5 separate regions of the Homo sapiens genome follow, and all the other regions are linked to region 1. Evidence: chromatin loops called from intact Hi-C (ENCODE). Cell type or tissue: Caco-2. All regions are shown on one strand. Links, peaks and the distances in the headings refer to the core of each region. The heading gives the core; the rest is flanking DNA.

Region 1 (6,101 bases), core at 311-5,310:
AGCTCCTGGGAGCCTAGAAGGAGGAGAGAGGCAGTTGCTGTGCATGTGGCCTGTGTCCTCTGGGATTTCCAGCTCCTGGGGCAGGGTGATGAGGAAGTGAGAAGGCATGGCCTCCCTTTCCTGAGAACAGGAAGAAAGAAGGAACTAGTTCTGCCTCTCCTTTGAGGGTGTGCTGTGCGTGGAGTGTGCAGGGCAGAGCTTTGGCATTAACTGGCAGTGGACTTGAGCAAGGCATGACTTTTCTGGGTTTCTGATTCCTCTTCAGTAGGCACTATCTCTATTGGCTCTGCCCACTTTTGTGTCTAGTGATTTTCTAAGAATTTTAAAACCTACTTGGGAAACATCCACATTTTAATGTAAAGACAAAAGTCCTTATTTAAGTCATCACTAAGTTTTGCAGTTCAGTGGTCAGCAGATATCAGGGAGGGAGGGCATCGGCCACACTTTTTGGCCCCACTTCTTGATCCTTGACAACCCTATGAGAGGTATGATGCCCCTTTCCCAGTGAGGTGCCAGGTGCCACTAGAGCCAGGGAAGTGCTGGGAAACCACTTTCTCAAGCGCCTTCAGCTTCACGCAAACAAATAAGCACATGGAGGCTTGTGTTATTATGAAGTTTAGCTGCAGAAGTGTGCAGGTGTCAGAGGATGCAAATCAACTTACTTTTTTACAGCCCAATGTCACTGGCAACAGACCTTAGAAATGAGCCATAACCTTCATTTCTCAGGAAGGTAAACAGACCCAGGAAGGTGAAGAGATTTGCTTAACTTCGATGGCAAAATTGAAATGAGAACTCAAGATTTGCACCCCTCACTCTCATTTGTAGAAATATTCTGTTTCTAAAATGAAAGAATACTTGTTTCTTTTTGCCCTCCTCTCCCCCTTTCCTTAGTCCCTCTCACAGCCAGCTACTTTTATTTCTGTATCATGAAACATCTGCCTGTCTCCGTTCGTGGAGCACCCACGTTCCTCAAGCTGTTGTTCCCATGGGAGGTTGGGCTGTATGGGCCAGACAAATGGCTTAGCTAGCTGACTTCTGGTTAAACCTGCCCTCTGCCCTCTTTCAAATGTCTCCCATCCCAGTTTTTTTAAATCCCTTCATAAATATGTTGGTAGGGCAACCTTCTAGTTCTATGCCTTCACCCCCCTTTTCATCTTAAAGGTAGCAAATCCTAGGTCACTATTACAGATGGTGGTCTAGGTGAACATTGGGAAAGTCATCTTGCTTCCCAGGCCTCGGTTTCCTCATTGGTAAAATGAAATAAGGAAAGGAGCCCACAGTTAAAAGCTGGAGTAAAGGTCTCTAGATCCTTCTTTAACTTCAATTTAATAAAAATTTTAGAGATGAGGTCTTGTCTGGCCTTGAACTCCTGGATTCAAGTGATCCTCCTGCCTCAGTCTCCTAGTAGCTGGGGCTATAGGTGTGCCCCTCCATGCCTGAGGAAGCTTTCTTTAGCTCTAAAATCTGAACTCCACAAGGACATTGATCTGCCCTGGAAGAACCAGGGAGCCTTTTCCATTTACCCACCATAGGTCAGGCAACAGGTGTTTTGCCTGCTGCTGAAAGAAGTTCTCATAATCAAGACTGCCTGCATATTTTACAGGGATCAGTGCAAAATGAAATGTGGGGTCCCATGGCAGCCCCTTAAGCCAAGCACAGGGCCTGGGTGATGGCACAGGCCATGTGCCCATGGAACTGCTCTGCTCAGGGCTACACCAGGGATTTGACAGACTCCAGCTGATGCAGGAAGGAGTTAGGTCTGGGCTCATGAGAAGGGTATTCCTACCTCAGTGGCCAGGGTTCATGCTAGGATGACAATAGTCCCACAGCCCACCTCATGCCCACACCTCTGTCACCAGTATCTGTTTAGGAAGAATGGCTGACTTTGCTAGTGCTGGTTCTTCCATTTCTTGAGGAAAGAGTCCGCTGTTCAATAGGGAGCTTCAGGTTTCCAGAACAGATTACTGACTGTTTTGGAGTCTGCAACTGACCCCAGTGCCCCCTGCTTTTGGGGACAGAGTGGCCAAGCCACTTTCTTCTGTTCATCTAGCCTTCCCCCTTCACTTCCTCATAATGAACCTATTTCATGCCTCAGATCACCGACTCCATTCCCTGCTCATTAGACTTGGGTGGCATCTTGGTCCATGATTAAAAAAAAAAAAAAAAAAAGGAAAAAAAATCCCTCCAAATTGCCACCAGAGTCTCTTGATGTCTCAAGAAGAACATGTAGCCAGAGATGTTGAGTGATCCTCACTTGAGTTGCCTAAGAGTGTGAGATTCTCTTCTGAATTTAATTTTTAAAACAAATTTTCTTTTTCTTATAGTATAAAAATGCTCTGGGCCTTGTGCCATTTCAGGTTTTGGATTTAATTCCCAGTCCCTTTATAACCTTGGCAGCTGGGCTTCACTTTCATCAGCCTTTCCATTTCCCTGCTTGTAGGCCTCTCACAACCCCACTCACTCTTCATATCACACAAATGAGTTCATTCTCAGCTCCATACACTCCGTGCGCCTTCTCTTTCTCCTGGATCTCTTTATGATGATCTAGCTTCTTCAGGTTCATGGACACCTTGAAAAGTCATCTGTGAATTCTTTCTTACTTTGTCATTCAAAGCATTCTGCTCCCTGACTGTCTATCCCTTCCTCTCTCCATTCTAACAGATGAGTTTACTTGTGTTTCATCCTTCCATCCATCCATCCCTCCATCAGCCCATGTGTCTATTTTGTGTCAGTCACTGGGGACAGAGAGATGACATGGTGAGTTACTGTCCTCAAGACACGGCAGTGTAGGGGTGCGGAACAGGATATATAAATGAAAAATCAGTGAGAGTGCAACTCGATATGCACAAGACACAGAGGCTGTAAAATGAGACATATTGGATAGTAAATAAGGAGCTGGGAAGGATGTGCTGGCAGGAGAGCTGGGCACCCTTTAAGCGGAAGGAACACCATGCACCGGCCTGGGTGGATATAAAAGCATGCTGCATGCAGGAAGCGCTGAGTTTGGAAAATTGTTGAGGCACAAAGTAGGAGAATCTGGGGACAGGGCAGGGATTGGTGAGAATTAGTCTGGAGTGTCAGGCAGGGCCCAGGGCTTCAGAGGCCCTCTATGTTCTGCTAAGGCTCTCAGGCTCGTCCTGACAGTCCTGGGGCTCCCCCTATTGGTTGGTTTTAAGGAAGGGAGTGACATGGTGAGACTAGTTTGGAGAGAACTCTGGCAACACTGCTGAGGATAGGTTTCATGGGTGATTCTCCAAGACAAGGAGGCCTGTTGGGGGTACGAGTAGGAATGATGTTACCAGGGAGGAAGACGACATATTCAAGAGGTGTTGTGGAGGTAAAGTTCGTAGCACTGAATGATAGGTGGGCGGAGTGGGGGGCTGCCATCCAGGTTTCTGGCTTGAGAAAGTGTGTGCTTGGGAATTCTGTGCCCACACCCAGTCCTGTCTAAACTAGCGGCCATTCTGTCTCAGGCCTGCCGCAGTTGCCCCTGTAGTCTGTTTTGTTACCAACACATAAATCAGGCCTTCATTTCTTACCTAAATTCTTCAAGTATCCTCTTCATCTCTTTCAGTCCATCCTACAACATGCTGCCAAGGTAATCTTCCAGGGACAGCTGAACAATGCCCATTGCAGAGTGAATGATGTCCCAGCTTTTAGCATCACCATCAATATTCATTGCTAAAGGAGACATTCGTTTCCTGTAGAGTCCAATTTTTGAGAGAAGATGAGCCATGTTATATGTGAAGTAATTGAATGTCAAGTCTTCTTTAAGGGGGTGTGGGGCACAGAATTCCTACTCTGAGGGCAATGAAGGAAGCAGGCACGGTGTCTCCAGGGATGACCCCAGGTGATCCTGCCTGTGCCCATCATTTTTTTCAGGTGTATCTTCCATGTCTCCCCTGGCCTTGGGCTTTCTGGTCTGGTCTCATTGCTGCTTAAAATGGACCCCTTTCTCACCTGGGTCTTTGCAGACTGCATTGCCTCTGCCTGGAATAATTTCACTCACATTCCTGTCTGTTGAAATCCTACCCATCTTTTGATATCCAGCCAAAATGCAAGGACCCCATGAGTCCCCTGTGGGAATGGATCCTTCAGAAGCATTTTCCTTTCTATGGCACTCTGCATATTTACTATGCACAGCACCTAACATGTCTTGTATTTTATCTCCCCCACTGGACCACTAGATTGGGAGCAGAAATGGAAAATCAGAGCTCTTAATCCTGGGTCCAGCCTGTGAATGTGTTTTGTTAGTTTGCATGTTTTTTCCCCACCAAATTTAATTTATTAAAAAATTATAACCTATGTTAAATATACAGAAAAGGTGACAATACGATATAATAATGTATATTTGGGACTTTTCACCAAGAATGAACAGATTTGCTGCTGACATCTCACCACCTACTTTTTAAGAAATAAAATATTACACATACATTTTGAATACTAGCCCACGCATTCCTCTCTTGGAGCAGGTCTTTGAGCTGTTTTTTAAAATTTAGAGTTAGTTGCTAATATTTAGAAATCAAGAGATTTCACATAAAAGTTGGCCTCTGGCTACTTTCCTGCCAGTTCTCAGCAGGCCATCACGGGTTCCCAGCCCCATCCTGGCCCTCAGAGCCTGGCTCTCAGGTGGTGGAAACTTTTGTCAAGTACCTGAGCTCCTCATCTGCCCTCCATACATGCTTCCCAGCAGACGGGAGGCCTCCTTATGCCCCTCGTCTTCCTCTGCACCACTGCCCATGCTGTGCCCCCTGTCTGGACCCAGGAATTCAAGGCCTCATTTAAGTCCCGCTGGTTCCTGTGGCTTTTCCCAGTGACCAGCTCAGCTCCATTGTCTGTATTCATATACACCTAGCCCTTAAGCCGGTGGCTGAGAACTTACCTGTGTTTTCATTCATTCCCTTGCCAGGTACCCTGCAGAGCCACCTAGATGGAGGAAAGGGACCCAAAAATCCCCACTGGGTCAGGCTTCCTTGCTCTTCCCTCCGAGACTTGCTGCCTCCGTGTGGTGCATGGCGTGAGGTTCAGCGAGGCTTGCTTGGTGCAGGAGCTCTGCCTGCCTGGCACCCACAGTTGTAAGAAGGGATGGCACATTTTGTTGGCCACAACACTCCGAGGCCTTTGTGCTTGTCCAGTTGAGACTGCTGGCCCATCCAATTTCTTCCTCTCTTTCTGTGATCACCCCTCACTGCCCATTGGAGGTATAATCTTTCCCATCACTTCTCTGTGAACATTGCCCTCATTGGTCAATAGGAGTGGGGTTTCACTAGGCTGAAAAACCAGGGGGAAAGGCTCTTGTCCCAGATTCCACCACCCTCCTATCCTTCCCATGCTATTTGTCATAAACATATGGATGGTGGGCATGCCTTACAAGAGCTGGAGAGGTGCTGGCTCTTGCATTTTGTTCAGTGGATGGGGCAAGAGGGGTGTTCCATTTTTCACTTTACCCCACTGCCTAGGGCCATTCCACCCTGATGCTGGTGCTGATCACCTGTCCCTTGGTGCTTTGAGGTTAATCATCTGTAAATTTTCTGTGTAAGAAAGAAGCCATCTTGATGTTGAGTGTGACCCTCATCATGGCTGTGATATACCCAGGTCCAGAGGGAGACAGCTTCCCTTCCCACACTCTGGACCCACAGCAACCTCCTCACCCGCTTCAGTTCAACTCTGTCCCTAATGCCCCTGAAAGTGTTTCTTTTGACCGTTGCTTCTTTGGTTGATTAATGACTATGTCATCACTGAAGTCCCCAAACTTGTCTTTATTGGCCTCCTCTCCTCAGGGAAATTGAGAAGAATGCGAGGGCCAGTGATAAAAGGGGAGATGTAGGGAAGGAGAAGCTAAGGAGTTGGAAGAATAAAGGAAGAAAGGATATGATTTAATGGAAAGATGGATAAAAAAGGAGGGAGAGGCAGTTATATCTGGGGATGTGGGATAGTAGACTTCTACTTTTTGAGCTGAGTAGGAGATAAATTTTCTGGGAAGCTCACCCTTGTTCTCTTTACTTGCCCAGGAACCTATGGTATGGCTTCATTGTGTGATTTGAAAGGTTGAAATGCAGGGTTATGAATAACCAGAATGACCAGCACACATATAGCCATGG
Region 2 (6,101 bases), core at 326-5,325, 130 kb before region 1:
CAGAGAAGCTATACATGGTAAGGGCCCTAAATTCCCAAGGGAGCATAAACAGGGTGTCTTAGAGTTTTGGTTCAGTTCTACTGGAAGGCGTGATGTACTGAGAAAGAGCTTAGGGTCAACCAGCCACCTTCAAATTAAATGAGACCTACAGGCTCTGAGCAGTTGCCTTGCCCCTCACTGATACAGCAGGAGTTCTTACCTGGGGTTCAGGTATGCCTAAGGGTCTATGCACAGACTTTGGGAAATTGTTTGCTTATGAGTGCTTTTTTCTTGAGGGAAGGCTGAGTTGCTTAGATCAGATTCTCACAAGACCTTGTGACTGACAACTCTAGAAACTTTCCCACAACTGTCAGCAAGGCAAAGTTAATGGGCTAAACATTTTACATATATATAAGTATGTGTACATCGGGGTTGAATGTAGACCCCAATGTATTAAATCCCTCATAATTATAGCTTCAACACAATCCATATTCACAATATAGTATATAATACATTAGGATGTACATTCAAACCTGTTCTTTTTAAAGCCCAACTGGCAATGTGATTCACTAGCTTCAGCATGTGGTGCTTGGTTGGAATGAGCTTAATCAGTTTGATAGCATCATAGACTTTAAGTTAATGAAAACAGAAAGTTTGGAAAAAGACAACACCGTGGGGGAATGATCAGAATGCAGAGGTCGATCTAGTTTTGATGCATAAAACAAAACATGCTGCAGAGATTTGTAGCAGAAAGAGGCACAGGAAATAGCTGTATTCAGGTGACTTTCGGGTGGGAGTGGGGGCTGCTCTGGTAGATACCTTACCTAAAGAGAAGTCTTGTTCTTTTTCCTAAACAGAAACTGATTAACCTGAAACTTCGAAGAAAGAACACTCCTGACCTTGTGGTTCTTGCTGACCTAGGATCAGCAGTTGACCTTATTTAAAAATTAGCCATGTAGAAATGTGGGCAGAGGTTAGAGTCACAGTGTGTCAGAAACGTTGGGAAGAAGCTTAGAAATCTTCTTTTTTTAATTTTTTAATTTTTTTATTCTTGAGACAGAGTCTCATTCTATCACTTACACTGGAGTGCAGTGCCAAGAATATGGCTCATTGAAGCCCCAACCTTCTGGGTTAAGCAATCCTCTCACTTCAGCCTCCCAAGTAGCTGGGACCGCAGACCCACGCCACTACACTCAGCTAATTTTTTAAATTTTGTAGAGACGGGGTCTTGCTATGTTGCTCAGGCTGGTCTCCAAGTCCTGGGCTCAAGTGATCCTCCTACTTTGGCCTCCCAAGGTGCTGGGATTACAGGCATTAGCCACTACACTCAGTCCAGAGAGCCTCTTTGATGGGTTACTAATTGTTGGCCATAAACACAAGTGCTTTTTGGCCCATGGAGTGTTTCAAAAGTAATTGGAGCCAATATTGGCTCCAAACTAAGGGATTTCACAAGATAATAAAGATTTCTATTTCTTTTGAAAAGACTGAAAACATTGCAACACTGGCCTCTAGTGCCCACTTGGGACCACTCAGTGACAGCAGTCCCCCTTAGAAGGTGATGAGTTTGCAGACTATCCTGGGGCCCACTCTTAGGAGACTAGGGATTGTGTTATTGGGGAATTGAGAGGAGCAGAGCTGAAAGACAGGAAAGAGGCCGGGCGCAGTGGCTCACGCCTGTAATCCCAGCACTCTGGGAGGCCGAGGCGGGCGGATCACAAGGTCAGGAGATCAAGACCATCCTAGCTAACACAGTGAAACCCCGTCTCTACTAAAAATATAAAAAATTAGCCGGGCGTGGTGGCGGGCGCCTGTAGTCCCAGCTACTCGGGAGGCTGAGGCAGGAGAATGGTGTGAACTCGGGAGGTGGAGCTTGCAGTGAGCCGAGATCGCATCACTGCACTGCAGCCTGAGTGACAGAGCGAGACCCCGTCTCAAAAAAAAAAAAAAAAAGAAAGGCAGGAAAGAATCGCTGAGATTTTTTAAAGCAGAAAAAAAGGGGTAAAGAGGAAGTACGTAAGTTTACTTTGGGGTCTGGCCAGTGTACTTTCTGTTTTACCCAGGGAAGTGTCAAATTACATATTAGAGCCTTTGTGTACCTCATGGCACCTCATTTGGGCAGAGGGCCGAGTCCACTCCTAGCAGAAATTCAGTAGGCTCCAGGAAAATTCTACTGGGCTCCCTGTGTGTCCTTGGGGAGCCTGTTGGGAATCTCCAACGCTCTTTGGCCTGGAGTTAGTTTTATTTCTCAGTCCGGCATTGCACTCACCCTTCACAATCAGGACAGCTTATTCCTGCTTTTCAGCTCCTTCTTCCCAATGCCAATTCATACCTGACTTCAATATTCACTCCCAGCTTCTAATGGACCAATGTTTACTACTTCAACAAACAGACTCTGGTTACCTATAATGTGTCAACTGCACAAAGTGCTGGGGCATTGAAGACAAGACATGATCCTGCCGGACAGAGGCATAGTGTGACTAAAATGTTTGTGGGGAAGGCTGACCATCTGATTGGGTGATGGAAATCTGTCCACCAGATGGCGCTCAAGAGATTCCAGTGTAACAAAACAACTAGAGAAAAATTAAAAAGGGAAATTTGCCCCGTGGAAGAATAAATAGCACTATGACTTCTATTTCACGTGTACTTTTATGTTCTATTAAGCACCTAACAGTTACATTCTCCAAACCCCTGGATTCTGGGTATCATGTTCAGACAGGGAGGAACACAAGCTTCCACACCCGGCCTCCCTCCCCTTCGACCACCCGTAATCTCCGAAGACAGAGCACCGCCCCGTGAGACTAGGAAAGAACTGGCTATTGGTGAGATGTGCTCTCGGGAGGAAATTCCTCCATTTGAATGAAGGGCTGATTCTTACCTGAGTTCCCTCCCAACTGGGTGTCCTTGGGAAGGGAGGTCTCTCCTGTCCTAGATTCTGTGGCACTGCTCTCTCCCTATCTGCTCATCTTCTGTGTAATTTGATTAGAAATATTTATTTTTTTATGTGCAAGCTCTTCCAACTGTTTATAGCTTTTCACATTTTTTTCTGAATATAATAAGCTCGTTACAAGAAATGCGAATAGATTAAAAATTTAGAAAAAGTATAATTCCTCTATAATTCAACTCTTGGAGATATCCACTGTTGAAAGTTTGGTGTATATTCATCTAGAACAGGGTTTCTTAATCTCAGACCTGTTGGTATTTGCGGCCAGCAAATTCTTTGGAAAGCTGCCCTGTGGATTGTAGAATGATAAGCAGCAACCCTGGCCTCTGCCCACTAGAGGCCAGTAGTAGCCTCACCACCACCACCACCACCGCCTAGTTGTGACAACCAATAATGCATCCAGACATTGCCAAATGGTTTCATATTACACATACGTTCGGGCAACTGGCTTTTCAACTTACATTTTTGTTGTTGTTGTTGTATCTTAACAATAGATTTTGGTCATCTTTCCATTTCAGAACATCTGGACCGATTACATCCTTCAGTCTATTGTATCATGATTTATTTAACCTGGTATCTTCTATGGATGATCATTTGGATCATTTTTAATTTTCTTACTTTTACAAATGTAGCTTGGTGAAAAAAAATATTTAAAACCCAAACTGTCTGTAGCCACTTGTAAGGGAAGAAGAAAGGCATATTTCATAGCAGAGGGAAAACAAGTATCCATATTGCTTCCTTTTACTTGTAAATCTTGGTGGGTAAAAGAGAAAAGGAAGTCTGAAATGTGGAAACCTCCACCCATTTTCTGTACTGTTAAAGCTTGAGGCCAAATTAATGGTCCCTCCAGTAGTCTAGATGTTATCAAAGCTTTAGACATGCAAAGAAGGTCCAGGAATGGAGAGGGTTAGAAAGCAGAATTGTTCTGCATACCGAGAGACAAAGTAGCAAACAAACGGAAGGAGCGGTGTTTGCCTGTTTCTGCTTGCCAGGGTAATTTTACAAAGCCCCTGATTGTGAGGCCTGCAGCTCTCCAGAAAGATACTTTGACAAAACAGGATAGAGCACATCCCCCATGCCTCTTGTCTGAGTCACTATATTTCTTAAAAGTTAATTGACCCTAGCTAGCCCTTGCCTTTTCTTACACACGATAACATCTCATGGGCTTAGTCACTATGCTTCTACTACCTATAACCAAATGTGCTTTAGTAAACTGTAATCAAATGTACTCTTGCACCCAAACATAGATGTGATTTTGCATATACTTAACCTCCACCACCTACCTACCAATGGGCTGAAACACTGCTTTAGAGGAGTCCGACAGACCTCTCTGAAAGACTCCTCCTGGGCTATGGGCCTCAGTCTATAGTCCTCAGTAAGGACTGTGAATAAAACTTATTTTAATTCTTTAAAAGCTTGATTTTATTCCCCTTGGGTATTTTGACTGTCTCTAAATAGTCCATGGGAAAGCAAATCCTGAAAACACAGAACTGATAAAATGTCAGGAAATGCTTGAGGTGGAGAGAGAAGGTCAAGTGACAAGCAGGATACCAGAGCCCATGGAGAAATGTGGCCAGTGAGAAATTCTTCATGGGAAAGAGGACAAGAGGACAAAGGGCCTTTATGTATGAGAAAGTCTAATATTAATTTTTGAATGAGTCAGTTTGTGTGGTTGTAAAAAATCCACATTCAGATGGCTTGGGAGGTGTTTTTGTTGTTCTGCTTTGTCTTGTTTTATCTTGAAAAGATAGGTAAGGAAAGGGTATTGAATTTCACATGTACATTGGTTCAAGTCAAAAAGACAAGACAGGCTAAAAGAGGTGAGATGCAAGTGGGCTTGAGACAGAACCAGAGCTCTGAGCAAGATAGAAAGAACTGTGAGAAAATAAAACTGCCATAACTCACAGAAATCACAGGGAGGGCAATGTACATCTGACAGGGTTAGGATTCCCAGGTGAACTTCATTTAAATCTCAAGGCATAGGGTGACTGTTGGCTACTGACTCACGCAAATGGCACCGCTATGACATCCTTCCTGAACGTACACCTTTAAGTTTTTGTACAACTTTTTTTTAAATTCATAAGTATGTATTGACTTTCTACCATCCGCAAATGTAGCAATGAGAAAGCTAGTCAATTGTCTGAGATCCATAAAGATGATGTTTGCATTCTTTTAGTTAAATTGCCGAGTCAAAAAACATGATAACTTAAAAATTTGGAAAGCCATTTCGAAATGTTCTTTCTTATCTGGAGATTTGATTTTCATCCAGGCGTTGCTTTTATATTTTATATTTACTAATGGTGTGATGTGTTTCTCTATATTTAATTCTTATCCATTAAAATTGTATATTGATGTATCATGTGAATCCCTTAATTGATTTTTCCCCAAAACATCCAACTAGTTTTTTAGAGCCACAATTTATCCAGTAGTTCAACCTTCCACCACTGATTTGTAGCGCTTCCCTCATGATATTTTAACTTCTCTGTTTTAGTATCTGCTTCTGAGCTATTCTTTTTATTTCATTGATTTGCCTATCTTTTCTTATGCCAGAACCACAATTATTGTTTTAGCTATTATAGCTTTATGACTAAAGCAAGTACTTCCTCTTTCAGGAATAAGACAAGAATGTCTGCTCTCACCACTTCTATTCAGTAGTGTGCTGGAAGGGCAAGTAGGCAAGAAAATAAAACAAAATGCATCCAGATCGGAAAGGAAAAAGTAAAACTAACTCTTTCTATTTGCAGATGACATGATCTTGCATATAGAAAATACTAAGAAATTTACTTAAACTATTAGAACTAATAAATGAGTTCAGAAAAATTGTAAGATTTAAGATTAATAAACAAAGTGGTCCAGGTATATTAGCTTGTGCCTGTAATCCCAGAGCTTTGGAAGGCCAAGGCAGGATGATCTCTTGAGGCCACAAATTTGAGAGCAGCCTGGGCAACATAGCGAGCTTATGTCTCTTAAAAAAAAAAGGAAAGAAATAAAAATAAAAAGATTAACACACAAAATGAATTGTACTTCTACATGCTTTATTAAAAATCTGAAGAAATTAGAAAATAATTCCAGTGACAGCAGCATCAAGAAAATAGGAATTATAAAATAGAAATAGGAATAAATTTAGTAAGACAAAAGTAAGTCATTTTTGTTTGTTTGTTTTTTATTGTTGTTGTTTTAG
Region 3 (6,101 bases), core at 540-5,539, 62 kb before region 1:
CGCCCACCTCTCTGTCGCCAGTACCTGTTTTGGAAGAAGGGCTGACTGCATCAGTGCTGGTTCTTCCATGTCTTGAGGAAAGATTGCGCTGTTCAATAAGGAACTTCAGGTTTCCAGAACAGATTACTGACTGTTTTGGAGTCTGCAACTGACCTCAGTGCTCCCTGCCTTTGGGGACAGAGTGGCTAAGCCACTTTCTTTTCATCCAGCCTTCCCTCTCCACTTCCTCATAATGAACCTCTTTCATGCCTCAGATCACCGACCCCATTCCCTGCTCATTACCATTGGGTGGGATCTTGGGCCAAGATAAAGAAAAAGAACGCCCCTCAAATTTCCACCAGAGTCCCTTGATGTCTTAAGAAGCACATGTAGACAGAGAGGTTGCGTGGTCCTCACTTGAGTCAACTAAGAGTGGGAGATTCTCTTCTGAATTCAATTTTCAAAAGCAGCTTTTCCTTTTTTTGTAGTATAAAAATGCTCTGGGCCTTGCACCATTTCAGGTTTTGGATCTAATTCCCAGTCCCTTTATAACCTTGGCAGCTGGGCTTCGCCTTCATCAGCCTTTCCCTTTCCCTGCTCATGGGCCTCTCACAACCCCACTCACTCTTCATATCACACAAATGAGTTCATTCTCAGCACCATACCCACTATGTGGCTTATCTCTTTCCCATCTCTCATCATGATGATCCAGCTTCTTCAGGTTCATCAACACCGTGAAAATTCATCTTTGCATTCTTTCTTGCTTTGTCACTCAAAGCATTCTGCTCCCTGACTCTCCATCCCTCCTGTCTCCATCCTAGCAGTTGAGTTTGCTTGTGTTTCATCCTTCCATCCATCAGCCCATGTGTCTATTTTGTGTCAGTCACTGGGGACAGAGAGATGACATGGTGAGTTACTGTCCTTTGGACACGGCAGTATAGGGGTGGGGAACAGGATATATAAATGAAAAATTAATGGCAGTGGTACTATGCACAAAGCATGGAGGCTGTAAAAAGAGATGCTTTGGATGGTGAATAAGGAGCTGGGAAGGATGCACTGGCAGGAGAGCTTGGCACCCTCTAAGCCGAAGGAACGCAGTGCACTGGCCTGGGTAGATGTAAAAGCATGCTGCATGCAGGAAGCGCTGAGTTTGGAAAGTTGTTGAGGCACAAAGTAGGAGAATCTGGGGATAGGGCAGGGATTGATGAGAATTAGTCTGGAGTGTCAGGCAGGGCTCAGGTCTTCAGAGGCCCTCTGTTATGCTAAGGCTCACAGGCTCACCCTGACAGTCCTGGGGCTCCCCCTCGTGGTTGGTTTTAAGAAAGGGCGTGACATGGTGAGACTAGTTTGGAGAGAACTCTGGCAACACTGCTGAGGATAGGTTTCATGGGTGACTCTCCAAGACAAGGAGGCCTGTTGGGGGTACGAGTAGGAATGATGTTACCAGGGAGGAAGATGACACATTCAAGAGGTGTTGTGGAGGTAAAGTTGGTAGCGCTGAATGATAGGTGGGCGGAGTGGGGGGCTGCCATCCAGGTTTCTGGCTTGAGAAAGTGTGTGCTTGGGAATTCTGTGCCAATACCCAGTCCTGTCTAAACTAGCGGCCATTCTATCTCAGGCCTGCCGCAGTTGCCCCTGTATTCTGTTTTGTTACCAACCCATAAATCAGGCCTTCGTTTCTTACCTAGATTCTTCAAGTATCCTCTTCATCTCTTTCAGTCCATCCTACAACGTGCTGCCAAGGTAATCTTCCAGGGACAGCTGAACAATTCCCATTGCAGAGTGAATGATGTCCCAGCTTTTAGCATCACCATCAATATTCATAGCTAGAGGAGACATTCTTTTCCCATAGATTCCAATTTTTGAGAGAACATGAGGCATGTTGTATGTGTGGAGTAATTGAATGTCAAGTTGTCTTTTTTTTTTTTTTTTTTTTTTTTTTTGAGACAGAGTCTCACTCTGTTACCCAGGCTGGAGTACAATAGTGCAGTCTTGGCTCACTGAAACCTCAGCCTCCTGGATTCAAGCAATTCTCCTGCCTCAGACTCCCAAGTAGCTGGGATTACAGGCGCCAACACCTTGCCTGGCTAATTTTTTGTATTTTTAGTAGAGACGGGCTTTCGCCATGTTGGCCAGGCTGGTCTCGAACCCCTGACCTCAGGTGATCCATCTGCCTCAGCCTCCCAAGGTGCTGGGATTACAGGCGTGAACCACTGTGCCCAGCCCAAGTCGTCTTTAATGGGGACACAGAACTCCTACTCTGAGGTCAGTGAAGGAAGCAGGCAGGTCGTCTCCAGGGGTGGCCCCGGGTGATCCTGTGTGTGCCCATCATGTCTTTCCAGGTGTATCTTCCATTTCTGCCTTGGCGTGGTGCTCTCTGGTCTGGTCTCATTGTTCCCTAAAAGTGACCCCTTTCCCACCTGGGTCTTTGCAGACTCCATTGTCTCCACCTGGAATACTTTCCCTCACATTCCTGTCTGTTGAAATCCTACCCATCTTCTGATATTTAGCCCAAATGCAAGGACTCCATGAATCCCCTATGGGAATGGATCTCCCGGAAGCATTTTCCTTTCTTATGGCACTCTTCACATTTACTGTGCACTGCACCTAACACGTCTCCTATTTTATCTCCCGCACTGGACCACTAGACTGGGAGCAGAAGTGGAAAATCGGAGGCCTTAATCCTGGGGCCAGGCTGTGAGTGTGTTTTCTTAGTTTGCATATTTGTTCCCCACCAAATTTAATTTATTAAAAAATTATAACCTATGTTAAACATACAGGAAAGCTGAGAGTATGATATAATAATGTATATTTGGGACTTATCGCCAAGAATGAATAGATTTGCTGCTGACACCTCGCCACCCACTTTTTAAGATATAAATTATTGCACATACAGTTGGAACACTAGCCCACACATCCCTCTCCTGGAGCAGATCTTCACACTGCTTTTTCAAATTTAGAGTTAGTCACTAATATTTAGAAATCACGGGATTTCACATCATAATGGTCACTTTCCTGCCGGTTCTCACCAGTCCATCACAGGCTCTGGCCCATCCTGGCCCTTGGAACCTGCCTGTCTAGTCTGTGGCTTAGTCTGGCACCCGAGCTCTCTCATCTGCCCTCTGTACATGCTTTCCAGAAGGCGAGGGGCCTCCTCATGCCCCTCCATCCTCCTCTGCACCACTGCTCGGTCTGTGCCCACTGCCTGGACTGAGGAATTCAAGGCCTCATTCAAGCCCCACTGGCTCCTGTGGCTTTTCCCAGTGACTTCGGCTCAGCTCCATTCTCAGTACTCATATACACCTAGCCCTTAAGCCGGTGGTTGAGCATTTGCCTGTGCTTTTATTCAATCCTTTGTCAGGTACCCTGCAGAGCCACCCAGGTGGAGAAAAAGGACCCAAAAATCCCGGCCAGGTCAGGCTTCCTTGTTCTTCCCTCTTAGCCTTTGCTGCCCCCGTGTGGTGCACCACGTGAGGTGCAGCGGGGCTTGGTGCAGGAGCTTTACCTGCTTGGCACTCTCAGGTGTAAGAAGGGATGGCAAATTTTGTTGGCCACAACACTGCGAGGCGTTTGTGCTTGTTCAGTTGAGACTGTTGACTCATCCGGCCCCCTCGTCTCTTTCTTTGAACTCCCCTCGCTGCCCGTCGGAGATCTGTCATTTTCCTTCATTTCCCTGTGAAAATTGCCCTGGTGGTTTCCTAAGTGTAGGGTTTCACTAGGCTGAAAAACCAGGGGAAGGGCTCTTGTCCCTGATTCCACCACCCTCCGTTGATTCCCGTGGTACTTGGCATTAACATATGGATCGTGCGCACGCCTTACAAGAGCTGGAGAGATGCTGGCTCTTGCATTTTGTGCGGTGGCTGGGGAAGGAGGGGTGTTGCATTTTTCACCTTACCCCACTGCCTGGAGCCACTCGCCCCTGATGCTAGTGCTGATCATCTGTTCCTTGGGGTTTTGAAGGTGGTGGAAACCTGTTCATCTGGGCCAGAATGTGGTTCCCTTTTCTCTTCAGAATGAACACTGAAACTAACTCCATTGTGGTAATCAAATTCAACTGATTAATGATCTGTAAATTTCCTGTGTAAGAAAGAAGTCATTTTGATGTTGGATGTGACTCTCATCATGGCTGTGATACACAAAGGTCCAGAGGGAGACAGCTTCCATCTCCACACTCTGGACCCATAGCAACCTCCTCACCTGCTTCAGTTCAACTCTGTCCCTGACGCCCCTGACAGTGTTTCTTTTGAGTGTGTTTTCATTGATTGGTTAATGACTGTGTCATCACTGAAGTCCCCAAACTTGTCTTGATTGGCCTCCTCTCTTCAGGGAAATTGAGAAGAATGAGAGAACCAGTGATTAAAGAGGAGATGGAGGGAAGAAAGAGCCTAAGGATATGGAAGAATAAAGGAAGAAAGTATGTGATTTAAAGAAGAGGAGAAAGGAGAGAGAGAGGCAGTTAAATCTGGGGATGTGGGATAATAGACTTCTAATTTTGGGCTGAGTAGAAGGTATATTTTGGGAGAAGTTCACACTTGTTTTCTTTACTTGCCCAGGAACCCATGGTGTGGCTCATTGTGTGATTTGAAAGGGTGAAATGCAGGGTTATGTATGATCAGAATGGCCAACACACATATAGCCAGGAGTGTTCTAGAGACCTTCTAGGAAATTGGCACCGAAGCTGGTAGAGGCTGAATGCGTTTTTGTTTCTTTCAGCCCTGCTCGGGGCCATTAGGAAAGGCGTGCAATCTCTTTCAGATGCCCCTCAGGGATTCTCCTGGGTTCTAGAGAATCCCCTGCGTGCGACTGGGCAAGAAAGAGGTAACCCAAAAAAGCTGGGGCCCTCCAAAGTATCAGCACCCCATGCTCCAGTGTTCTGCTGTACCACTGACAAGACCAGTTCAGGCTGTGTGATTCCGTGGAAAGATAAGGACTTTCAAGGTCAACTGCCTTTTAGAAGGCCTAGCCATTAATCAGTTAGTGTGACTGTGAACAAGTTTCCTCACCGGTAAAATGGGAATAGTCACCCCTCGTGATAGGTTTCTGATGAGTATTCAGTGAGGGAATATATGTCATATGTAGGTCATGTTGTACACGCCTGAAACATAGTAGAGCTTATTCAGTCTTCATCGCCCTTCCTGACCCTCCCACTACTCTGCCCACCCCTCATCCCCAGCTCCATGCTACTCTCCTAGGTAAAAGATGGTGATACCTGGAAATGAAAAGGAACAAGGAAAGTATGTATTAACAGAAACCACGCCTCCCTCCAGGTTAGGCATTAAAACATTTATTGCTCTTTACATTGAACTGCGTGAAGAAATAGGAGATTTAAAAGAAAAGAAATGAAATCCTTTCTCATTTAAGAGGAGAAATGGAGCTCTAGTAGTTAAAAGCGACCCTCAAGTTAAAAGAGACCACAAGCCGGGCGCGGTGGCTCACGCCTGTAATCCCAGCACTTTGGGAGGCCGAGGCAGGCAGACCACGAGGTCAGGAGATTGATACCATCCTGGCTAACACGGTGAAACCCCGTCTCTACTAAAAATACAAAAAATTAGCTGGGCGTGGTGGCAGGTGCCTGTAGTCCCAGCTGCTCGGGGGGGCTGAGGCAGGAGAATGGTGTGAACCTGGGAGGCGGAGCTTGCAGTGAGCAGAGATTGCGCCACTGCACTCCAGCCTGGGGGACAGAGCCAGACTCTGTCTCAAAGGAAAAAAAAAAAAAGAGAGAGAGACCACAATTGTTCAGAATGAGCCACTGAGATTTGGAAAAAGCAAATCACATTGTATTTCCTCTGGTATATGATTAGGACAGAAAGCTCCTGGTTGAGCCAGGGAATGGGCAGGTTTTGATGACATGAGGAAGACAATAAGTTGGGCATTGTGTGAAAGGGAGACAACAGGACCTGGGCTTGTGCCATTGTCACCTTCTGTATGAAGCCAGGAGGATGGAGCTTGATGACATCACCTAACAATACCCACATGCACATCTCTGTCATCCTTAAATCGCTGAGTCTTGGACTTCACGGTCTCCTTGTGCCAGTCCACAAGGGAAACCCACTCCACGGTTCTAACAGACTCAGGTACATTCTTCTTGGCTTCCTCCCAGCTGTAAAGTGGCTTATATGCCA
Region 4 (6,101 bases), core at 515-5,514, 110 kb before region 1:
ATATAGTTACCAAATTTCACATAGTAGAAAGTCCATGGCAGCACTATTCAAAAAAGCCTCGAACTAGAAATAACACAAATGTTCAACAGAAGTAGAATGGATAAATAGATAGTGGTATTTTCATAATGGGATTCCATACAACAATAACAAAAAATAAACTACAATCTCATGTAACAATAAAAATGAATCTCACAATGTTGAGTGAAAAAAGGCAAATGAAGGAGTTATATATGTTGCCATTTATATAAAATTGAAAAACAGACAAATACAACAACTAGTGTATGGTGTTATAAATCAGGATACTTGTTACCCTTGGGAGGGGGCAGTGACTGGGAAGGGCATTAGGTGGGCCTCTGGGATGATATTCATGTTCTGTTTCTTCATCTAGATTTTGGGTACATGGGTATGTTCTCTTTGGGAAAATTCAGCGAGCCGTGCACCTGTGATTAGTGTGCTTTTCTCTATGTACTTTTACTTCAATAGAAAATTTACATAAAATGGTTTAATGTAATTATAGTCTGTATGTTTACTAGGCAGTTTTATGTAATTATAGCCCAGGATCATATTTGCAATAATAATCCAAATCTCAATCCTTCATGCTGCCCATAACTGCTGATCAGTAGGCTTTTATTTTTTCAGTGTTCAATTCTCCAGCTATATCTGAGAATTCCCAGAAAATACATAATTTTGGGGAACCATCAGTTTTTGGTGATCTCTTCGTCATGTATAATCAGGGGCTCTGTGGACCATCTCCTCTGTTGTCCACTGTTACTTTCATCATTTCCCGTGCTGGCCTTGCCACTGCTGTCCTTCTCTTGACATCTCTTTCTCTCTCCCAGTCTCCCGTGCCCTCTTCTCTCTGGCCAGTATATCCACATGTCCAGTTCTTTCAGAGAGGACTCCCTCAGCTCTGCCATGTGAGCTCTTAGATACAATTCTAGCATTTCTACCACTGCCTTACCCTCCCAGAGCTCACAGGTAGCCTGGGACCAAAGGGGGACTGCATGGAAGGGTAGCAAGTACCACTGGGCATTATGCCTGGAGCTCCTGCTCCTCTGACTCCAGACGCTACTGCTCAGTTGACCTGCTCTAGATACATTTCTTTATTCCTGGTCATCTGCTCTCGGGGGACCAGTTGAGAGTCCCTAGTGTCCTGCATCCTTCAGGGTTCTCCAGTTCTTTAGATAGCTCAGTAGACCTCTGAACCTCAATTACAGACAAGGCTCTAGTCCTTTCTAACCAGCAAATACATCACCTGAGCCTCTTGTATCCAGGACTTTACCAGTTTTGGAACTCAAAGTCCCACGAGCCCCTCAGTCCCAAGCAAATCAGGATGATTGGTCACCCTACTAATCTGGTTTCTGGGTCCCAGAATGGGCCCCACCAGAGACAGCTGGACATCTACTTCATTTTTCCCAAATCTCCATGGCAGTTAGGAGGCTTATGTGCCCAGAGCACACACAGGACCTTCAGGAACAGTGTTGCTCATGTCCACATGCAAGTCTATTGGTAAGGCCTGGACAAGCAAATTAAGAAACTGAGAATTAGAAAAAAAAAAAAAAATGAACTTGGACCCACAATCAGTTGAAGATTCTAACCTAAATGTGGCAAACCTAATTCTTCCTGGTCAACATATTTAGCCAACACATCTAACATTTCTAGCCAGTTCTTGTCTTCTGGCTTTCCAGTTAGGTCCTTACATAAAGACAAGGCTCACAGGGAAGTCAGCCCTATGATAAGGATTATCAGAGATCAGCAACAGAGGGAGGCAACTGGACACTGAATATCCTGGAGATCCATCAAGGAGAGAGCCCAATTCTTTAGAATGGGTGTCAACCAAGGAGAGAAAATTCTCATTCTAATGGGCTGCAGAGTGAAGTAAATAAGAGATTGATCCAGTAAAATTGCATTCAAGTTGGAAATTTGTTTTGTCATTAAAGCAGAAGAATAATGAAATACTAGCTAGCCCGTTGTTCTTAGATAACACTCTGTGAGTAGTGTTGATCTTAATGGTCCTTAAACATGTTCAGGTGAAAAATAGGCTGAGGTGAAAGTGCTCTTCACCAAAAATAAAACAAAATAAAAATTTGATAAAATACTGCTATGTTAAATGTTCACTAAAAGAATATATTAGTGCTCACACTAGATTTAGTATAAGTAAATGGTAAACAATTATAGATAGAACTGAGAAAATTTTCCCATTAACTTTTTTTTCCCTGGAGAAATGCCATTATTTGATTCAAATTCAGTTAAAAAAATTATGGTTTACAGAATAAGTAGAGGCTGAGTTTGAGAACTACTGCTTTAAGGAACAAGACTCCTTAGGAGTTGTACTTGGGTTTGCTTCAGATCTGTCTGTTTTCTTAAGCTAATAGAATACTTCCTACTACAGTCTTGGTGCTCTTAATTTACCTTACAAATTCTATTATTTATACAGTTCAAGGAGGAATCAGATGGCCAATTTATTGAGGTTTCACTCTGTGGAACAAAAGCTAGTTTCCCCTTCCTCAACATGGTCGGGCTTACTTCTTATTCTCATGCTTCTAGTATTCGCAGGCGATGACAGAGGGCTCCTGGGTGACTGTGTATACTTGCTGCAATGCAGAGCCCAGGGATGTGGTCCCACAGCCAACAAGCCTCATTCAGCAACTAAGGAGGTGATTTATTGGCGGGGGGAGAGGGGATGAAGAAGAGCCAGTTGCAAATGAGTGTCCTGTGACTCTAAAGGACGATGTTGTTGGTAAAGAGCCATGAAGGTCATCCTGTTGGCTAGCTTGGCTTACCAGCTGGAGGGCTGCTGTGCCTAGAGCTTAGCAAGCTCAGTTACAACTCTTTTGCAGTGGGAGAGGCTTCAGTGAGAAAGGCTGATGATATCTTACTGTATTTCAGCGTGATATGGTGTTGACAACAGGTCCTACATAAAATTGTGGGGCCTGGCAAAGCATCCCACTATTGGCCCTGGTAAGCCTTCTCCACTGTGTCCCACCTCCAACACCTAGCCTGCTCTCTCTAAATTGCTTTGACTTATGAAGTGCAGACTTGGCCCAATTTGTAACTACTTCTTTTTCAATTTCCTCAGGAGCAAAATTATCTCACAATGCAGTTGTTGACCAAATGAGGTAACACAACCAGGCATGGTGGCTCATGCCTATAATCCTAACACTTTGGGAGGCCAAGATGGAAGGATGCTTGAGGTCAGGAGTTGGAGACCAGCCTGGGCAACACAGCGAGACTTCGTCTCTACTAAAAATAAAAATTTATCTAGGCATAGTGGTGCACACCTGTAGTCCCAGCTACTCAGGAGGCTGAGGCAGGAGGATCAATTGAGCCCAGGAGTTCAAGGCTGCAGTGAGCCATGATCATGCCATTGCACTTCATCCTGGAGGACAGAATGAGACCCTGTCTCCAAAAAAAAAAAAAAAAAAAAAAAAAAAAAAGAGAGAGAGAGAGAGAGAGGTAGCATGAGAGGCTTGGAAAGAGTAAGTTAACTCTTTCCAACTGCTCACAAGTTAAATTCATCTTGGTTAATCCTAGTTGGAGTAGTGAAACAGAATTCAACTGTGTTTCGTAAACCTCCATGAGGGGGCTCCCTTTCATTCCAAATTCAGTGTGTGGAGTTCAGTGCTTTTTTCTTATAGCCTTAAGTGAAGGGATGGAACAGAGCACGTTGCCTCATATCCCCTCAGCCCAGAAATTGGACATGGTTCTCACTTAAGATTATGACTAGCAAAGGTCCTTTTTCTGTATGCCTTTAGCAAATAATCCTCTTAAGAACCTCAAAAACTCTGTCAGTTTTGAAATCCATTTTTATGGGGCAATATTATGGCCGCACCACAGACAAACAAGTGATAATACATGCATAAGTCTCAACTACAACAGAGTGTGGGAATGGAGATAGAAGCCACTTCATGAGGGGACAAAAGAAATTGTCAAAGGTTGGAATGCTTATGGAAAATCTATTTTGTGCTAGGTGTTTTATAGATGTTTAATTTAATCTTCTGTAACAGAGATTGGTAAACTGTGGCCCAAAGATCAAATTCAGCTAGCTGACTTTTTGTAAATAAAGTCTTATTGGAACACAGGCTTGCTAATTTTTGTTGACGTATTGTCAATGTGCTTTCACCATACAATGGCAGAGACTGCATGGTCCATAGACTAAAATCTTTACAATCTGGCTCATTACAGAAAAGGTTTGCTGATCCCTGCTCTATAGCTGTGTGAGATGGGAAGTATTTACATTTTAGGGATGAATAAACTGAAACTCAGAGAAATTAAGTAGCCCAAAGTCACACTGCTAATAAATGGCAGAGCTAGAATTTGACTCAGGCTGACCTTATTTCCAAAGCTCTCACTCTTTCTGCTATTGTTGCACACAAACCTCCCCAGTTTATTAAGTGCCTATGTAGGCCTGGTGTTTTACGTTGAATCTTATTTATTTTAATGAATTCAAACTGCTGTGCATTGTTTTCAAGGATCTGCACAATCCAATTTCAGCTTGACTTTCCTGCCCCATCTCCTACTCCTCCCCTAGTGGGCCTAGCTAAAGTCAACCTGGTGCTGTTGCTGTTCCCAAACACACCTTTCACTTCCTCTCTCTGTGATTCATTTCATGATTCCACTACCCAAAAATAAACAGCTCTCTCAGTTTTCAGAACCGGCCTTCTTCCAGGAATCCTACCTTGACCACCCGCTGAGAAGTGCTCTCTCTCCCTCTTCTGACATGAAGAGCAGTTATTCTTCCTGGTGGTTTAGTGCTGATCATATGCTGCCTTCGATTATCTTTTTACAGGCATGTCTTATCTTCCAAAGGAGGCTGTAAATTTCCTGAGTGTGAGGACTGTGCACACTCCTCTCCACACCCTGGTAGAGTGTGTCATCTGCATTGGTGTTGTATAATGGTAGGTCAATTTGATGAATGAACACTCTTCCATTGAAATAAACCTGGCTTGCCCTTCCACACAACTCAACATGTAACCGAAAGCACAAGACCAGCACCTGGATGTGGGGTATAATGCGTGATGAAATGAAGAAAAATGCAGGAAAAAGTGTAAGGAAATAAGCATCTCACCTCTATTTTTAACTCTTTAACCTGCAGGGTAAAAAAAAAAAATGTAGCATTAGCTTTCCTTTCAGCCATGTGAGCTAACAGTGCCTTTCCTAGGACAGCAAAGTGATTTCCACCATGAGATCTGGAGGCAGGCCTGGGTTGGAAAATCTCTGCTATTTATTGGCTGTGTACCTTGGGCAAGTTACTGAACCTCTCTAAGCTTCAGTGTCCTCATATGTACAATAAAGAAAGTAATAACTGCCTAATTGGGTTGATGGGAGAAGCAAATGAGGAAATACCCTTAAGACTTTTAGTTCAGTCTCTGGAATATATTACACTCTTAATAATTACCAGCTATTATTTTTCCATAGCACCATCCCTAGATGGGCACCAGATCTAAATATTTAAGACCAACTGAACTCTGTCCACCTACTGCTGTGCATTAACCATCCTTCCTGACTGTGTCATCAAACAACACTACTACAAGGTGGCCCATTGCAATCTGAGGGCTTACCAAAGAAGGGGATGATGAATACCCTACCTACAGCATCTATATTTTAATGAGACGTGAGAAGCAGGAAAACAAATTTCATCTCTTTCCCTGCTCTCTAAACACTACTTATAGCAGACATGTGGTTCCTTCTCTAACTTTAGGGTTTTTTTGTTTGTTTTGTTTTGTTCTTTTTCTTTGGCTTCTGTCAACTCTACCTGACATGTAGTTCTAAACTGGAGATAGAATTAAGAAACAGTCATGTGTCCTGGTCTGCTAATGCAATGTCTCAGGGTCTCTTGGGTAAACTCTCTTTGATAACAATATCTGCCACCTTCTAGAGAACCCAGTACCTCTGCTTTGCTCTACTGTTACCTTTAGCCCTGCCCACCCATTCCTTTCTTCCCTATACTTTCTCAGCTGGTTATCAGTTCAGGGCACACCTGAGTTTTCAGATTTAAGTACCAACTCTACAATAGGATGAGGAATTGGGGTTGACGTAAGCAACACACAGATAGAGAAGCTACTGGTATTAACCATTAACCAGCTTGCTTAGCTGAACTC
Region 5 (6,101 bases), core at 596-5,595, 180 kb after region 1:
GATTTGTCTAATTTCTCCCATTTGGAATGGCGGTATTTACCCAATGCCTGTATCCCCATTGTATCTAGGAAGTAACTAACTTGCTTTTGATTTTACAGGCTCATAGGTAGAAGGGACTTGCCTTGTCTCAGATGAGACTTTGGACTGTGAATTTTTGAGTTAATGCTGAAATTAGTTATGACTTTGAGGAACTGTTGGGAAGGCATGATTGGTTTTGAAATGTGAGGACATGAGATTTGTGAGGGGCCAGGAGTGGAGTGATATGGTTTGGCTGTGTCCCCAACCAAACCTCATCTTGAATTTTAGCTCCCATAATCCCCACATGTCATAGGAGGGTCCTGGTGGGAGGTAATTGAATCATGGGGGAGCGGGTTTCACCATGCTGTTCTCATGATAGTGAAAAAGTCTCATGAGATCCGATGGTCTTATAAAGGGCAGTTCCCCTGCACACACTCTCTTGCCTGCCACCATGTAAGACTTGCCTTTGCTCCTCCTTTGCCTTCTGCCATAATTGTGAGGCCCCTTCAGCTATGTGGAACTGGGAGTCCATTAAACCTTTTTTTCTTTATAAGTTACCCAGTCTCAGGTATTTCTTCATAGCACTATGAAAATGGACTAATACAATCAGGTAGTAAGTTATTATGAGAGATGGTTCTGAACTCATGTGTCCTGGTAGCTTCTAAAGATAGACATTCTCATTTTCAATTTCAGGTAAAGAACACAATAGTTGGTTCTCATAAATGACTTGCCATATTGAACTCGAGATAATTTTGTAGGTTGAAAAATACAATTATATATTTTTAATATAATATATGTAAATCTTAGTAGTCTATTATTTTGGTTAGAGGTTTAATATAAGGTTTATAATTAAAGAAAAGGATACCTTCCTTGTTCAAAGCTTTTCCTAAATTTGGAAGTGAAGAACTTAGCACAATATATTTGTATATACTTTCTTTCAATTTGATCCCTACCAGCCTTGAAGCCACCAGAAATTAAAGGGAAGATTCAAGTAATCTAATGGTTTTCTTGTATTCCCACTTTATTTTGTCTTCTTGTATTCCCATTTTATTTTGTCTCCATTTCAATGTTTTTTCTTTTTTCCTTTTTTATTCCTACTGCCCAAGAAGAAGAGACAGAGGAGAAAAGAATAAAATAGCAAATTGACCAATTGCCAGCTATTGTTCTAGAAATTTTAGCTCATTTTAGCTCCTTGAACCTCTTTAGGCTTTTTGTCTGATAAAACAGTGAGGTAAAATTAGCAGACCAGTGACAAAGAGGAGGAAATCTGAGGGCAAGGACATTCAGGAGTACCTGTTGCTAACAATCTGAAGTTCAAACTCTCCTGACTGAGGGAAGGAGGAAGGAAGTAGAGAAGCTGGCAGGCTTTTCAAGGAAGACGTGGTTTTCTTTAATATTGCAATCTGATTTAACACCAGACAGATAAAAAGTTGTCTTCCTTTGAAGATTTTGTATGATTCATATGATTCATGTTGGTGTTGCTTTAGGAACTCAGGGTTATCACAGCTTATATTTGTATGGAAACCCCCTACACAGTCTGTGGGAAATCTCAGCGTGAAAATTGCAGGGTAGGCTGTGGAGATACAACGGGGGAGAAAAGTCAGCCTCTGATGACTCACTTTAAGGTACACTTGCTTGGTGCTATAGGATGGTGTCCTTCCAGAACCTCTGGCCTAGTTCTTTAGGAACTTATGCCAAGTTTCCCAATGGAATGTCAGATAATATCAAGGCTACATTTTACGGGCCTAGTTTGAGAGATTAGACTGTTCAAAGTTGGCTGAAAATGCTGTAATCAGTCTTCCCCTCAAGGATAGTGGATACAAAGGGTATAGCCATCACCATGGCATTGTCAACAACAGCACTGTCAGGGGAGAGGCTGAAGCTAGAGGAGACCCTGAGAATGAAAGAGGTGATGGGAGAGGAGAAGGGTCCCAGAGCTGATGGAGACTAGGAGAGCCATGTGCAGATGGCAGTGTTGGGTTCAGGGAAGACATGAATCAATGGCACTGGAAAATGCTCCTGTGACTGAGGCAGATGAGCCCCCAGCATGGGGAAGAGAGGGCAGGGGGAAGAATTTGGATGCCCAGGAACAGCAGGTCAGCCCTCAGAGTAAAAAGGGAACTGAGTGTTTCTAACATTGCAGTGATCTGAGGAATCAAGGATGGCATTTGTATGGGAGTGAGGGGAAAAGAAGCCAGTCCAGTTCAGATCTGGCAAGGATTAATTCCTGGTGCCTGTCAGCCCAGAATCAGCTCTGGCTTCTTCCCTGAGCTCTCACACATTGTGAATCAAGGATGCAGGAGCCTTCTGAACCATAATGGCCCTTTTTTTGTTTGTTTTATTCTGATTTATATAATAATCTCTCCTTTTTAGGCTGCCACTCCTCAACCACTCTCATTAGCCTTTTTTTGTTTCTACTAATGAAAATTCCCTTCTCAACCTGTAAGCATGTTCTACCATGAGGAGTATGATGCTTGAGTTCTTCAGAGTGGCTTCTTTAGTCATGATAGGGAGTGACTCATATCTTTGCTTTACTCTAGGAGCTTTGTGTGTCACGGATTGAAAGAGTTTTTGAGATTTGCCGTGGTGGGGCATGTTTATGTTAAGGACATGCTCACTCTGAAGTTATTGTGACCTAATTAGGCAATTACCTACCATTGTCCTGCCTCCCACACATCCTGCCTATTGAGGATTGGAAGACTATGAGAATAACTTGCTTGATGGAGCCAAGAAGGACCCTAGAGAGACAGAGAGATGTGCACAAGTTTGGCAGCACAGCTAATAAATGAACTCAGGTCTTCTGTCTCTGCATTTAGGGTTCTTTCTGAAATACGATATGACTCTTGAAATTGCTTCTGGATAGCCTGGCAATATAACTTAGAATTAGCTTCTCCTTACATGAGAATTAGCTTCTCAGCACAGACCCAAGATTTCTAGAGACTCAACTCATCTACACTAGATTTTATCATTCCACCTTCACCTCTACTCCTTCTGACCCTGCTTAGCCATGCCAGTAAAAGGAGCTCCACTTGAAGTTGGAATACGGAATAAACTTTTGCTTCATCCAGTCAGTGGAGTGGTGTGTGTGGCAGCCTGAGAGGCAGGCTGCTTCAAGAGAGATAGCTACTAACACTTATTTGAACAGTGGCAGGCTACATGTCTTCGCTCCAAGTCTCAGTTTCCTCATTTGAGAAAATATACATTTTTGTGTATTTCAGCTTAATCCATGATAGATTTGAAGCCACCTGAAATTAAAAGCTGAGCTGAGGTCCTTCAAGTACTCATATTCTGTGCTTTCTTTGCCCATAAACACAGGGAGCTGTTTAGATGAGGTCATATGAACATTCTAGTTCAGCATTTACTTCATGGCAATAAAGTATAGAACAGGGAACCAGCACAATATTTAGACATATTTGCCAACAACAAACAGCTGGGTGCTCAAGCCTGCCTTTGCTCCTCCTCCCCAGCCTGGAGGTCTTTCTTTTCAAGAACTTTTCTGGTCCCGTGGCACCACCTTATGGTTTCAGTGGATAACTACTTGACCAGTCTTGTCACTATTCCCTTTTACAAGAGGTACGGCCTGTCACACCAGCTGTTTTTCCTGTTCTCAGACCAGGTAATTGAAATCCGTTTTACTACACAGATGTGCCTCTTCCTCCTTTCTCGATTTCTCCAAACTATTGAGTGCCTTTCTCAGGGAAATCTTTCTCACGCCTTCTTCTCTTTTCCTAATCTCTCCCATCTCATTTCCTTTTTCATTTGCAAACCAAAAATAATTGTGCTATGTAGTCCCTTATGTCAAGAAGAACAAAGTGAAACAATTTTGAAGTCGCATTAGACCTAGCAAAGAACTTCAAAAACCTTTGAAAATACCCTCAAAGGCATCTTAACATTTCTTACTTACATTTCCACTGAATTATCTCTTCCTCTAATTAAGCCTACTTTTCTTCATCAGTTGCATATACAAGAAATTTTTAAAAATGATTTATTACACAGTTTTCTTAGTTTTCAGTTTTGGTTAATGACCAGCAATACAATAACATTGCTTTACAGTAATTTGCATTGCAAATATGCCAGATCTTCTGCTATTTTGTGTATCAAGTGGGTATTTTCAGTCACCTGGGAATCCAACCGCTATTTTAATAGCATTCTTTTGTGGGAAAATCTGTTCTGAGTTTCAAACAAATGCCCTCCAAGTAGAGTTTTGGAACCCAGCCATATTGTAAACTGTGTGCTGTCCATAGAGCGTTGAACATAGTTTAGGGCATACTGGGAGACATTGATCCAAATGTTTATATAGTGTTTTGAAAGATAAGGACTTTCTTATTCTTTCAAACAGTGGAATAATTTGATTATGCAAAGAGCCCTGGAGGCAGCATGATGGTTCCTTAATATGAATAATAATAACGACAATAATATTGCAACCATTTTTCAAGTACTCCATGATGTACCATGCACTGTGTAAATTGCTTTACATGCATGACTGTTTTAATCCTTGTGGAAATGTTCAACACAAATATTATCATCCCCATTTCACGGGTGAGAAACCTGAAGTTCAAGAGGTTAAAATACTTTGTTCAATATTACATATCTAGTAATGTGTCACGATTCCAGTGGCCTGGCTCTTAAGCACTATAGAAAGAAGAAAATGGGCACAGCCAAGTGTGGTTTATGGAATGACAGAGTTGGCACGGACCTTAGAGGATTAAAATGTCATGGACATATGCAACTTTGCTTTCTTCCCTCAAAAAATCATAACTCAATCAGAAAGTTAAAAAAAATCTTAATTATTCAGCCAATCACTAAAAAATAACTTCTTATGTTTAAATCTGTCTTAACAGTCTACAGAGCACTCTTCTATACGTTATTCCATTTGGTGCTTACAACAATCCAGTGGGCAATCAGAGAGTGTATGTATGAGCCCCATGTTATAGATAAAAACATTAAAGCTCGGATAATTCACGTGAGTATCCAAGCTAATGCAACAGAAATGGCAAAGCCTGACCTGGAATCCTTCTGACTTGTTTCCAATGTCTTTGAGCCAGTATGGAGTGTTACTGGTATGGGGGAGACATTTAAGTCTCTGTTCTGAATGGTCAGAGAGTTGCATAAAATGAGCTTGGTCAATTCCCACAAAATCCAGGCCATTGGGAAAGGAGTTCTATGTGACACTGTGAGATCACTGCACCTGCCTCTTCATCTGCTCAACAAGGATAGAATGTGCAAAACAGACATCAGAATTCACACAAAGCTCCAAAACAGGCTCTGACGTCTACTCTGTCCACTAGTGACTTCAGGTCTTGCAGGTGTACCTATATCTCACAGTGGCAATCACTGGGTTGTAGCAGGAGAGAGAGGAGAAAAGGCAGAGCAGTTGGGGATGGAAGAGCCCAGCTATGGAGTGCAGTTTTTTCTCTCTTTGCCTTCCTCCTGGCTTCTCTGTCTACGGCAACTACCCAGACTGTGTTTCTGAAGGCCATTGCTTTCCACCGATCAACTGTGCCCAAGGAACTAATGACTGAGGGAGTCAGTGGAGTAGAGAAGACAGACTATATTATAAGCTTTGGCACTTGGCAAACATAGGCTGAAATCTCAGCTCTACTACTGGCTCACCACGGTTCTGTGCAAAATTTATTTGTTAAAGGAGAATATTAACATCCATCCCATAGGGCTGCCATGAGGACTAAGCAGTATGGCCCCTTTGAAATTTCTAGAACAGTGCCTTGTATAGACTAGATTGTTAATAAAGGCAGCTCCATGTTCATTATTCCTCCTGTTGATGACATGTGTGATTTCATCTGAGGCTCTGGAAGTGGAAAGCTGCTTCAGGATTTGAGTATTTCTGTCATAGTATAATTTAAACCCTCTGTCAGATTTACTCATTAGTTTATCCAAGAAGGTTTATTGACACACACTCTCAGCCAGGGTGGCGGAGGCATATACTGCTCCCCACATGCTTAACATTTCGCTGTTGCTTAAATACAGGCATGGCTCTGTGACTAGTTCTTCTGGCCAATGGCCTGGGAGTGGGAATAGCAGGTGTGAATTCTAGGCCAAGGATTGAAGAGCTGGTATGTGACCCT

Evidence for each region. A loop is a pair of places that touch in the nucleus more often than their neighbours do. Peaks named below come from ENCODE experiments on the same cell type or tissue, not always from the same donor. Only the 100,000 strongest peaks of a DNase experiment are listed, where the experiment ranks them.
Region 2: a loop joins it to region 1, with 12 times the contacts of the local background. A loop is called at or near these places in 16 of 110 quality-filtered maps.
Region 3: it touches region 1 in a loop (10-fold over the local background); 14 of 110 quality-filtered maps call a loop at or near these places.
Region 4: it touches region 1 in a loop (4-fold over the local background); 16 of 110 quality-filtered maps call a loop at or near these places.
Region 5: a loop joins it to region 1, with 3 times the contacts of the local background. A loop is called at or near these places in 4 of 110 quality-filtered maps.

What each region holds. Positions count from the first base shown.
Region 1 is chr1:119,546,876-119,552,976 of GRCh38, reverse strand. No RefSeq gene overlaps it. Among named protein-coding and RNA genes, the nearest start is that of HSD3B1, 43 kb to the right of the region's middle. RefSeq lists an enhancer at 2,997-3,291. In Caco-2, for the core only: no CTCF peak of the experiment used is centred there; a DNase peak (open chromatin) is centred at 3,146.
Region 2 is chr1:119,672,155-119,678,255 of GRCh38, reverse strand. No RefSeq gene overlaps it. Among named protein-coding and RNA genes, the nearest start is that of ZNF697, 27 kb to the right of the region's middle. RefSeq lists an enhancer at 2,129-2,630. In Caco-2, for the core only: a CTCF peak has its summit at 2,554 (motif pointing right); DNase peaks (open chromatin) are centred at 2,495 and 2,765; H3K4me3 peaks cover 273 bases.
Region 3 is chr1:119,609,129-119,615,229 of GRCh38, reverse strand. It overlaps the pseudogene HSD3BP5. Among named protein-coding and RNA genes, the nearest start is that of LINC00622, 13 kb to the right of the region's middle. In Caco-2, for the core only: CTCF peaks have their summits at 1,308 (motif pointing left) and 3,452 (motif pointing left); DNase peaks (open chromatin) are centred at 1,279 and 3,409.
Region 4 is chr1:119,660,846-119,666,946 of GRCh38, reverse strand. All of the region lies in intron 1 of LOC124904390 (a long non-coding RNA gene), which reads right to left. Among named protein-coding and RNA genes, the nearest start is that of ZNF697, 16 kb to the right of the region's middle. RefSeq lists an enhancer at 4,450-4,499. In Caco-2, for the core only: CTCF peaks have their summits at 3,348 and 3,605; no DNase peak of the experiment used is centred there.
Region 5 is chr1:119,370,135-119,376,235 of GRCh38, reverse strand. All of the region lies in intron 1 of HAO2 (hydroxyacid oxidase 2), which reads right to left. HAO2-IT1 (HAO2 intronic transcript 1) reads right to left here. Exons shown (of 2, transcript NR_046780.1): 2 at 5,905-6,101. Among named protein-coding and RNA genes, the nearest start is that of HAO2-IT1, 4.2 kb to the right of the region's middle. In Caco-2, for the core only: a CTCF peak has its summit at 3,551; a DNase peak (open chromatin) is centred at 3,525.